Linked DNA regions of Homo sapiens: region 1 is linked to region 2. A link is an interaction called in ENCODE POLR2A ChIA-PET data of the cell type or tissue named here. Cell type or tissue: OCI-LY7. All regions are shown on one strand. Links, peaks and the distances in the headings refer to the core of each region. The heading gives the core; the rest is flanking DNA.

The links. ChIA-PET counts read pairs that join two places held together with the same protein. Peaks named below come from ENCODE experiments on the same cell type or tissue, not always from the same donor. Only the 100,000 strongest peaks of a DNase experiment are listed, where the experiment ranks them.
Region 1: POLR2A ChIA-PET joins it to region 2 with 6 read pairs; 2 of 35 experiments call an interaction of 5 or more read pairs at or near these places.

What each region holds. Positions count from the first base shown.
Region 1 is chr2:64,753,484-64,759,296 of GRCh38, forward strand. It overlaps LOC105374777 (a long non-coding RNA gene), which reads right to left. Exons shown (of 6, transcript XR_940177.3): 6 at 3,506-4,331. Among named protein-coding and RNA genes, the nearest start is that of SERTAD2, 100 kb to the left of the region's middle. In OCI-LY7, for the core only: no CTCF peak of the experiment used is centred there; no DNase peak of the experiment used is centred there.
Region 2 is chr2:64,052,028-64,057,840 of GRCh38, forward strand. No RefSeq gene overlaps it. Among named protein-coding and RNA genes, the nearest start is that of VPS54, 36 kb to the left of the region's middle. In OCI-LY7, for the core only: CTCF peaks have their summits at 3,461 (motif pointing left) and 3,661; DNase peaks (open chromatin) are centred at 674, 2,324, 2,712, 3,464 and 1 weaker place; H3K4me3 peaks cover 2,215 bases; H3K27ac peaks cover 4,253 bases.

The DNA of each region.
Region 1 (5,813 bases), core at 572-5,571, 700 kb after region 2:
GTATGTAGTTGAGTAGACATTCACTAGTATCTTTCAGAGGATCTGCAAATACCTAGGGTTAGCATCTTGTGGCAGAAGCTGCCCCTGTGTCAGTTGTTACTGGCATGCATCCAGGCCCTACCGTGTGCCTTCTAATTTTGTGCTCTCCTTAGTCCAGTGTTTCTTAAAGGGAAGACACACCCAAATTCCTGGATCTGCTGAAACCTATTGAGTTATCATCTCTGTAGGCTCTACCTGGACATCTGCTCTTTAAACAAATATCCCAGGTGACTTGAATAAATATTAACATTTTAAAATATTAAAATACTAAAATAAATATTTGATTTGAGAACCCTTGTTTATTCCTTTGTTTTGAAAATTTGAGACCCCCTGTTTATTTCTTCCTTTCCTCCTCTTCCTTTCTTATGTGTATCTATTTCTATTTCCTTTCTCCCTTTTTTTTTTTTTTTTGAGACGGAGTCTCGCTCTGTCACCCAGGCTGTAGTGCAGTGGCACGATCTCGGCTTACTGCAACCTCTGCCTCCCAGGTTCAAGTGATTCTCCTGCCTCAGTCTACTGAGTAGCTGGGATTACAGGCGCGCGCCACCATGCCCAGCTAATTTTTGTATTTTTAGTAGAGACGGAGTCTCACCATGTTGGTCAGGCTGGTCTCAAACTCCTGACCTTGTGATCTGCCCACCTCGGCCTCCCTTAGTGCTGTGATTACAGGCATGAACCACCGCGCCCGGCCTATATTTTCTACCTCTCATTTTTGTGCTCACTTCCCCTTCTACACTGCTTGCACACAGGCCTTGCGGGGAAGGAGTGATCCCTAAAAAAGAGGATGAAGATGGCCAATAGTCTTCTATAAATAACATGAGCATACCTCATAACTACAGCACTAAGAAGTATGGGCAAGTCAAATAAAGATCATATATGCCTGAAAAAAAAATCACTGTAATTGATGTTGTATATGAATTGTAATATGTGAGAAGCTTACTAGTTTATGATCTTAAAATACACAGAGACAGAATTTTTTCTATGTAGGAACATTTCAAAATGCAAATTTCAATGTATTAATTTCAACAACTATAGTATTATAGTATTATTGTCATTTTTCTTCCAAACAGTGAGATGTACTAGTGATGTACTGGTAGTATACTAGTGATGTAATAGTGATGTACTAAGGCTGTGATGGTTATTTAAAAGATAAAGTACTATATGAGATTTTTGGTGTCTCAAATGGCTTACAATCTATTTGAGAGGCTCAAAAGTACACACATGCAACATTAAAACAGGAACCTGAGGAAACGTGTAGGGAGGCTTTAAGTGTGTTTGTCAGAGATAAGCAGAATTTGGTTCATTTCTATATAGTTTTCCTCTTGCTTATCTCTACTTTCTAATCTGTTGTGATTATGAGTTGGATGTCTTTTTTAAAATCTGAAAAACAAACAGTATGTCATAATAAAAGATTTCCTTTTTATTGTTATTTATATATTTATGATTGTAGCTGATCAGTCTCGCTCTGTCGCTCAGGCTGGAGTGCAGTGACGAGATCTCGGCTCACTGCAAGCTCCGCCTCCCGGGTTCAGGCCATTCTCCTGCCTCAGCCTCCCGAGTAGCTGGGACTACAGGTGCCTGCCACCACGCCCGGCTAATTTTTTTTTGTATTTTTAGTACAGACGGGGTTTCACTGTGTTAGCCAGGATGGTCTCGATCTCCTGACCTCGTGATCCACCCACCTCGGCCTCCCAAAGTGTTGGGATTACAGGCGTGAGCCAAGCTCCTTTTAAACAGATTTGAACATATACTACCCACATAGATCAGGAAGCAAAAGCAAATCCTCTATCAAGGATAAAGGATTCCACCCAGACCTCATAGAATTTCTACATATAAAGCCTAGGCAAACATGAGCTCACAATCCAAATTACAAAACAAATGAAGAAAAAGGCCATTGTGAGCAAAAGAAGGTTGAGGGAAAAACTTTTTTTAAACCTACACAGCCAAATTAGATTCTCAATCTGAAAAAAGAACAGATCAAGAAAAGAATAGGCCCATTTCACTTATGAACATAGATGCAAAAATTATAGGTAAAATACTAGCAAACTAAATCCAACATGCTTATTACAGTGAGCTAGGAGAAACCTTAAAACGTATTTCCCTGTCTTTAGAATGCATTTATCTGACTAGCCACCTATCTAGTCCTCTATCATGAAAACATAATAAATTAGGTAGACTTTACTCCAGAAATTCAAGTATGATTTAACATCAGAAAGTCTATCAATATAATCCATTTCAAAAGACTAAGAAAAAGCATTTGAGAGAGTATATAACTTATTAATGATAAAAACTTTTATAAGATTAGGAATAGAAGGAAATTTACTTAACCTCATAAAGGACCAAAATGTACAGCAAGTACATTACTTAATGGATTAACTTTAAACACATTCCACATAAGTTTGAGATCAAGATAATGTTGCCTCTACTATTTAATATGACGCTGAAAGTTCTGGCTAACAGAATGATATTTTTTAAAGGAGGAGGAAATAGAAGAATTAGAAGGAAGGAAACTAAATTTGGATTGTTTGCGGTAATACGATCAACCACGTAAAACATCCAATAGAAATAGCAAGCTATTAGAAATAATAAGCGTTCAGCAAGGTGACAGAGATGTTGTTCTCCCCTTCTTCCATAATACTAGGTTTTTTAGCAGGGCACAGGGCCAACCAGAATAAAAACAACATTTGCCAGCCTCCCTTGCAGCTAAGTATTGTCATGCCCCAGGCAACGGGTTGTAAGCAGAAGTAGTGCATACATCCTTAAAGGGAGAAAGTGTGCCTTCATCCTCTTTCCTGTTATCTGGAATGCAGACATAATGGCTGCAGTGTTAGCAGTCATTTTAGATCATAAGCTGACCTTGGATAGGGAAGCCACACATGGCAGAGCAACAAAACAGAAGACACCTGATATAACAGTACCAGCCCTGAGTTATCTACTCACCAAACTTCTTGAATTTCTTGAATAAACCTCTGTCTCATCATGACACTTTTATTTCAGTTTGTGTTTGTGTGTTTGCATTACCTATAGCCAAATCTAATCCCAACTGATATAGCAAGATTCCCAAATAGAAAATCAATTCATGGCCCTGCACAGTGGCAACACTTTGGGAGGCTAAGGCAGGTGGATCATCTGAGGTCAGGAGTTAGAGGCCAGCCTGGACAACATGATGAAAAACCCTGTGTCTACTAAAAATACAAAAATTAGCCTGGTGTGGTTGTGCATGCCTGAGTCCCAGCAACTCAGGAGGCTGAGGCATGAGAATTGCTTGAAGGATCAGAGGCGGAGGTTGCAGTGAGCCGAGATCACGCCACTGCACTCCAGGCTCGGCAACAAAGTGAGACTTGGTCGCCAAAAAAAAAAAAGAAAAAGAAAATCAATTCATGGAAACTGAAAGTATTCATTCACACTTACACTAACAAACTAGAAAATAAGATACTATTTATAAAAGCAACAAAACTATAAAGTATCCAGGAATTAACATATTTGAATTTATTGAAGGAATTCAAAGGAAACCCAAATAGAGGTATATATAATGTTTATGGATAAGATGATGTAACGTTATTAAGATCTCAATTATCTCTAAATGTGTTTATAAATTCAATGCAAACCAAACTTGTAGCAAGATTTGGGGAATTTAAACGTATTCTAAAATGCACATGGAAGACTAAATTTCTTTATAAGTCGGTCATTTTTTATAGTAGCAGACATACAGAACCATGAAACAGAATAGAGAACTCAGAAACAACCCATTTACATAAGAGAATCTGATATGTGATCATGGTAACACCACAAATCCATGAGGAAATCATGTTGAGTTAGTCAGCTATTGCTTGCTGCAATAATAATATTATGTAACAGATAATCCCAACTTATCAGTGGCTTATGGTAGTCATTTATTTTTCTCCCTTATGGGTCTGTATATGAACTGAGATTCAGCTCATCTCATCTGGGCTCCTTAAGACTTGGTTGGGTTCAGCTGAATTCAGCTGGACTTGGCTCCAGGATGCAGGTCAGATTCAAGTCTTCACCACATGTCTCCTTCTGGCAAGAGGTCAAGCCAAATCATTCAAATACATTTAACACCTCTCCTCTCATCATATTCACCAACATTCCATTGGCCAAACAAGTCATATGGCCAAGTTGAACATCAATAGTGGAAGGTAATGCAAAACTTCATGCCAAAAGGCACAGGTGTATAATTGTAGAGCCAGGAGAACAAGAAGGATTGGGAACAATAATCCAATCTAACACAGAGATTTGGTTTCATAGATAATGTTGGGGAAATTGATTCACTGTGAGAAAAATATAAAATTAAACCCCTATCTCATACCATATGCAAAGGTGAGCTCTACATTAGCAACAACAACAACAAAAAAAAACCTAAAAGTAAAAGGTAAAACTAATAGAAATTAAAAATAGAAGAATAGCTTTGTAATCTTAGGGTAGAAAAAAGAAGAAAAGCATTTAAACAAGACTCAAAGCATAAACTATAAAATCAAAAAAAGATGAACTTGATGACATCAAAATTTTAAACTGTTCTGTTCAACAAAAAACATCATAAACAAGTTTAGAGAAAGTTGATAGATTGGAAAGTATTTTCAAAGGCTGAAGCCAACAAAAGATTAATATCTAGAATATACAGTATTAAGAATTCCTACAAATAACTGAGAAAAAAAAGAAATGCAATAGAAAAATAGCCAAAGGATATGAACAGGCAGATTTATAGAAGGGAACCTTGAGAGACTAACAAGTAGATGAAGAGATATCCAACCTCACTTATAATCAGATAACTGTACATAAAAACACCAAAATACTTATTTACATCTATTAAATAGGCAAACGTGAAAGTTTAGTAATATCAAGTGTTGCCTAGGATAGGAAGAAATTTGAATCCTCCTGCTTTGTTATTGGGAGTTAAGTCCTGGTACAATCATTTTGGAGCATTAACTAACAATACTTAATGAAATATAGAATGTGGTAGAATGTATTTTTCCCGATGACCCAGCAGTTCCACTCCTGGGAATGTGCACCCCTAAGAAGCTCTTGCACAGGTCCTTAAGTGACCACAATTGAGGTGTTCATCACAGCAGCACTTGAGCTAGCCAGATATTGAAGGCAACCTTAGCATATACATCACCAGCACAATGGGTAAGTACGAGGTAATGGGTGCCATGGAACAACATGCAGCTGTTGGAAGTAATGCACTAAGTGTACATTTTGCAACATGGATACATTTTTTTAAATGTTTTATGAATTTTTTAAAAAAGGTAAACAGAACAAGATCACGTAAGCCCCAGGCCTTTGAATGTCTTTCCTATAGGGTACATCTCTTTGTTTTTCATTTCTGCTTTTAGCTGGGACACTTTGAGGGAAGGGTAGGGTAGGTATTGTTACAATTCACTTCTGACAAATATTTTCTTCCAGTTCTCACATGAGGTTGAGGCAGATTTTCATGCAGTCCCCAGGCCCCCATGGTTTCTACCCTCATAGCATCCACCATCACCTTCCTGCTCCCCTTTTGCATGTTTAAAAGACATTTATCGATTATATGTTTTCTTCTCAGGCTGGGTGCAAGATGAGTGATGGCTGTTGAGGAGTGGGCCACAGTCTGAGATATAGAAAACAATCCTGCTACTCTGCTATTCGTATCTGCTCACATCCCCATTTCCAAGTTAAAAACATACGAACAGATCAGGTGCGGTGGCTCACGCCTGTAATCCTAGCACTTTGGGAGGCCGAGGCGGGCAGATCACTTGAGGTCAGGAGTTTGAGAC
Region 2 (5,813 bases), core at 442-5,441:
GCCAAGAAGAATCTAGACGGACAGGCCTTGCTGGGTTTCCCCACTCCGGCCATTAGATCTTACCCTTTTTGTCCAGTCATGTTCCTATACAGCTGGCCATACTTTGTTGAACCTAAGCATAAAAATGACAATTTCCCCTGCGTGTTTTGGTCTTCATTCTGAAGGCTCTTGTGTATTCCCGTTAAATAAATTTGAATGTCTTTTCTCCAATTAGTCTACCTTTTTTGAGTTGGTTTTTCAGCAAACCTTCTGAGGGCCACGAGGAAAGCTCTCCCTTGGCCCCTACGTAACTTGCTGGTCTTTGCAAGAACTCAGTCAAGTTGGTACTATTATTGTTCCTATTTAACAAATGAGGAAACTGTAGCAGAGAGGGACTTTAGTAACTTATCCAAGGTTACCTGGCTTGTAAGGAATAACTGGGACTCAAACCCATGTCTTTCTGGGCTGTAACAATTACAGAGAAAGCAAGCAAGGAAAATACCTAGCACTCTCTTTATGTGAGTCAAATTTGCTTTTAAGCCACTTTTCCCTAAGGCAGGCCCACCTCTTAGATTTTCTGTCACATAATTGTCTTTCTGGCTGAAGAAGAAGGCATTATGCCAATTCTGAGAGAGTAACAATGACCCCCTGTTAGTCAGGATGTGAGCCGCTTCCTTCCCTCTAAAGCAGAGTCTGCTGCTGCACAAGGGAAGTTGGTTTCTCAGAAGCTCACCTTTGTAGACACAAGTCTGTTTGGGTGACATTTTTTAAGTAAAATATTCTTAAGATGAAAATGAAGACTAGAAGTGTACATGGGAGATGCTCTTTTCTCTAGGTGGTGAGATTAAGAAAAACTGTTTTTCTATTCATCCGTATTCTGTAACTTTTCTACATGAATATGTCTAAAAAATTTTTTTTAAAAAATCAAAGCCAGAGACTGCATGGGAAAAAATTGTGCCTTGGCTTTTGTTAATAGGCTTTTGATAAGATAGTAACTACTTTAGTACTAATAGCCAATAAAAATACATTTGGTTGAGTGCTAAATACTTTAAACAATAGCAGGGGAAGTGTGGAATTTAATTATAAGGTTAAAAAGGACACTAAACAATGTCCAGATACTCAGTGCTTCTCTGCAGATGGAGACACAGTTGTTTTGTGTTCATGGCCCTGTCTTTTAAATTTTTTTTATTTTTATTTTTTTGAGATGGAGTCTCGCTCTGTTGCCCAGGCTGGCATGTAATGGCTCCATCTCAGCTCACTGCAACCTCCGCCTCCCAGGTTCAAGCGATTCTCCTGCCTCAGCCTCCTGAGTAGCTGGGATTACAGGCATGTGCCACCACACCCAGCTAATTTTGTATTTTTAGTAGAGATGGGGTTTCTCCATGTTGGTCAGGCTGGTCTTGAACTCCCGACCTCACGTGATCTGCCCGCCTTGGCCTGCCAAAGTGCTGGGATTATTGGCTTAAGGCACCGTGCCCAGCCACGGTCCTGTCTTATGTCGCACAGTTCAAAGTGAGGCACAGGCTGGTAGATAAAAAACAGGGAAAGTCATGAATCACAATATTACTTTTATCATCAATTAGCAACAAATGGTCTCTGAAAACTAATAAACTTGGCATGGGGAAAGAGAGAGGTGATCTTTTCAAGCTACAGTGCATGTTTGTTCTCCCAGGTGAGACTCATTAAGTAGAAGCCATGTTACTGAGAATTTGCAAATATAAGCAGTATGGAGGCAGAAAAAAAAAAAAGAGGCTGAAAACTGGTCAGTGCTTGCTAAGGTTCTTTTCTCCTACAAAATTCTAAGATTTTGTGATCGTTTTAGTTTAGTAGTATGTCTTTATATACTTTTAAAGTTATGTACTCTTAAGTTTCTATACATTTTAAAGCTAGTTTTCCCTAAATTGATGTGCTGCTACAGGGTATCTTAGACTTTTAGTTAAATCTGTAGGTGAGTCCACTATAAAATGCTAGCCAAATGAAATGGTAGCCAAAAACATTTTCAAATACCTAAGTATCCAGAGTGAGTACAGTTTATAGGCTCACTCACTTTAATGGCGAAATAAAGGAATTTTAAGTACAAAAGATAACTCAGAGGAAGAATCAAGTGATAATACAGCACCAAGGAATCAAGAAGTCATCCCCCACCTTCCTCACTTCCCCATCTCTCAGGGTTCCATTTAAAACCAATTCCTGCTTACCTTGGAGTGTAATTTAAGTGGAGTGGCTATAGTATTAAAGCTAAGGAGAAGGAAAAACATGTGAATTACCAGCAGTCATCTGTCTAGGCAGACAGTTGGAGACAAGAAAGAACAAACTGAAAAAGGGCAACAGACTCATGCCACAGGTGGTGCATGCAGGTGCAAGGACTTGGGTCAGACAAGCCCTTCTCAGAAACACAGAGAAATATTCAGCCTTGTTCACTTTCATTCCCTGCAAGAGGACAGACCTGGCAGCCTTAAAAAGGAAGAGTTCTGGAATCAAACCGGGCTCTTTTGTGTTTCCTGTTTGGCTGAAAGCAATTTGAAGTGAACAAAATCCTAAGATCAACTCACTTTAAAAATTGTATATATATATATATATGTACATATATACATTTTATATTGCCTGATTATGCCAAATAATCTGACTTTACCAACTACATTGTCTTTGCAGATGACGCAGAGCTACCTGTTTGTTTTCTCTTTTCTGTGCTTCATTGTTAGATAACTTTCCATTTTGTTTGATGGAAATAACCACGCTAGGGTCACTGATCTGACACTGCAATCTCTTTATTCTTGGTTTTACACTGCACTTCTAGTTTCATAAATGAGGCCGTATTTAGGCTTTGGTTTATGGAATTGAGTTTACAAGGGTATCCTTCACTCTGTTTTATTTCTACCCTCTGGCATCTCATGGATGTGTGCTTTGCTCAAGTGTCCCCAGAGACCCGGAAGAACCAGCTAGATGGATGATCCTTGAGTTGCTAGTTGCACAGATGTTTACATGGATTATCTCAAAAATCAGATGTTGCATCTCATTTATGGGATGAAAAAGCTTCAAGAAAGGAAGATAGGATTTAGATCTTTCCTTTTTTCTTCTTTTGGACTTAAAGTGCAAAGATTTGAGTTAATCGCCTTCCTCAGATCACTGTATGTGATCATCCATGAGAGGACCTTTTTGTTTTATTTTACTTCATTGTTTTCCTCCTTGATTGCCAGCACTGGCAGTCACTCTGATGTATTAATAAGTGTTTGGATATGAGTGTACCCCCAGGTTGTTTTTTCTATAATGCTGCTTTATGAATATATGTGTTAAATCTGTAATGTTCAATGGCTCTCATTCTGTTTCTTGCTTTTTGATGCAATGCTGTTTTTAAGCTCTATTCATGTTCCTTTATGCACAGCTAGCGCATTTCTTCTAACTGCTGCATAAGATTCCATATTATGTGTCATGATCATGTCATGATCATCTGATCCTCTTAACATATCTGTGGCCCCTAGTGGTGGACTCCCAGACTGCCCCGAACTCTCTTGTACCACAAACAATCCTGTGATAGACATGTTTGTGTGTATTTCTTCATGAACCTGTGTGGAGAGGGATTCCTGGATTGTAGGTTGTCAGTGAGCATGCACGTGTGTGCATGTGCGCATGCGCACAAATACACACACACACACACACACACACACACACACACACACACACACACAGAGATACTGCCACAGTGCTCTCTAGGATACCTGTATCTGTGTACACTCCCGGCAGCAGCACATGAGGGTTTTTGTTTCCCACACCTTTGCCAAGATTGCCAAGATTTCCCAACTTTCTAATTTTTATAAATCTATTGGGTGTAATGTAAGGCGGTATGTCAAATAGTTTTAATTTCCATTCTTCTGTTTACTAGTGACACTGAACTTCTCTTCAATCCTTCTTAGGCATTTGGTTTTCCACTTCTGAGAGTTGGCTATTCATACTTTTTGTCAATGTCTCTCTTGGGTACTTTATCTGATTTATAGGAGTTCCTTATAAAGTCGTCCCCCCTTATCTGAGGTTTTGCTTTCCGAGTTTTGTTACCTACCATCTTTAGTCCAGAAATATTAAGTGGAAAATTACAGAAATAAACAATTCATAAGCTTTAAATTGCATGCCATTTTGACTAGTGAGATAAAATCTTGTGCCATCTTGCTCCATCCTGCCCAAGGCCCTTATCATTCCTTTGTCTAGCATGTAACCACATGCTGCCCACCCCTTAGTCACTTAGTAGCCCTGCCGGTTCTCAGAATAATTTGTGGTATCTCAATGCTTGTGTTCAAGTCACTCTTATTTTATTTAATAATGGCCACAAATTGCAAGAGTAGTAATGCTATTATATTATTATAATTTGTTGTATTGTATTATTAGTTATTGTTAATCTCTTACTGTGCTTAATTTACAAATTAAACTTTATCAGAGGTATGTATGTAAAAGAAAGAAACATAGTATATATAAGGTTTGGTGCTATCCACAGTTTCAGGCATACACTTGGCAAAGTTTGGAATGTATCCCCTGCAGATAAGGAGCACTATTGTATATTCTGGGTTTGAATTCCTTGTTGGCGTGAAATATCTTCCAAATGTTTTCTTTCTGTCTATCCTCTGTCTGTGTAAGTTTGTTTATGATGGGCTTCACTGAACAGAAATCCGTAATTTTCGTGCAGTCAAAATTTCATGTCTTGTGCTTTTTGGGTCTAATTTACAAAATTCTTTCCCATTCCAAAGTCTTACATATATTCTATATATTCTTCTATTAGCTTTATCATTTTATAGCTGTATACCAAGTCATAAGGTACTCATAAATATATGATTATTGTTGGTACCCCTAATGTTGTGTAACACAGTACTGGCCATATTATAGGAACTTAACAAATAAATTTTGTTTCTTTCTCTAGCCCTGTTTCTCTGGTAAGTGGATTGAATGACCCCTCTGCTACAGACTGTTTTGTGGCTGAAGAGGATAGAAAGCTCTTTCTGCTCTGGGCCTTACTAAGCCAACAGCATGCTATCTCCGTGCTATCACCCTAGTCCAAGCCACTGTCATCTCATACCTGGAATTTTATAGCAACCTCCTAACTGGCTTCCTGGCTTATGTATTTTCAGCTTTTTCCCATTCATTTGCAGCCCTGTTACCAGAGTGATAGAGCTTAGATTAGTGCTGGCACATAGTAAGTGCCCAATAAATGTTAGTTATGATGATGATGATGATGATGATGATTATTATTATTATTATTATTATTGTTATTATGGAGCTTAGCATTTATAAGAACTTTATAAAATAGTTATAAACGAAAAATGTGTTCAGTATCCATATAGAATGCATTGTACTAGTGAAAGGCTAGTACAGACTAGCAACCTAACTTTGGCCATTCATCATCTGTCATGGTCCCAATGTCATCATTCCAAACTGTGCAAGATGTAAGTAGCTGGGGATTGAGCTCTACAGGCTATAGAAAATGTCCTAGAGGGCTGGACACGGTGGCTCACGCCTGTAATCCTAGCACTTTGGGAGGCCGAGGTGGGCAGATCATGAGGTCAAGAGATTGAGACCATCCTGGCCAACATGGTGAAACCCCGTCTCTAATAAAAATACAAAAATTAGCTGGGGGTGGTGGCAAGTGCCTGTAGTCCCAGCTACTCAGGAGGCTGAAGCAGGAGAATCGCTTGAACCCAGGAGGCGGAGGTTGCAGTGAGCCCAGATCATGCCACTGCACTCCAGCCTGGGCAACAGAGCAAGACTGCATCTCAAAAACAACAAAAAAAAGACAATGTCCTAGAATTTTAAAAATTCAAGCCTTTGATTTTAGCATATTTTCAATTATTATT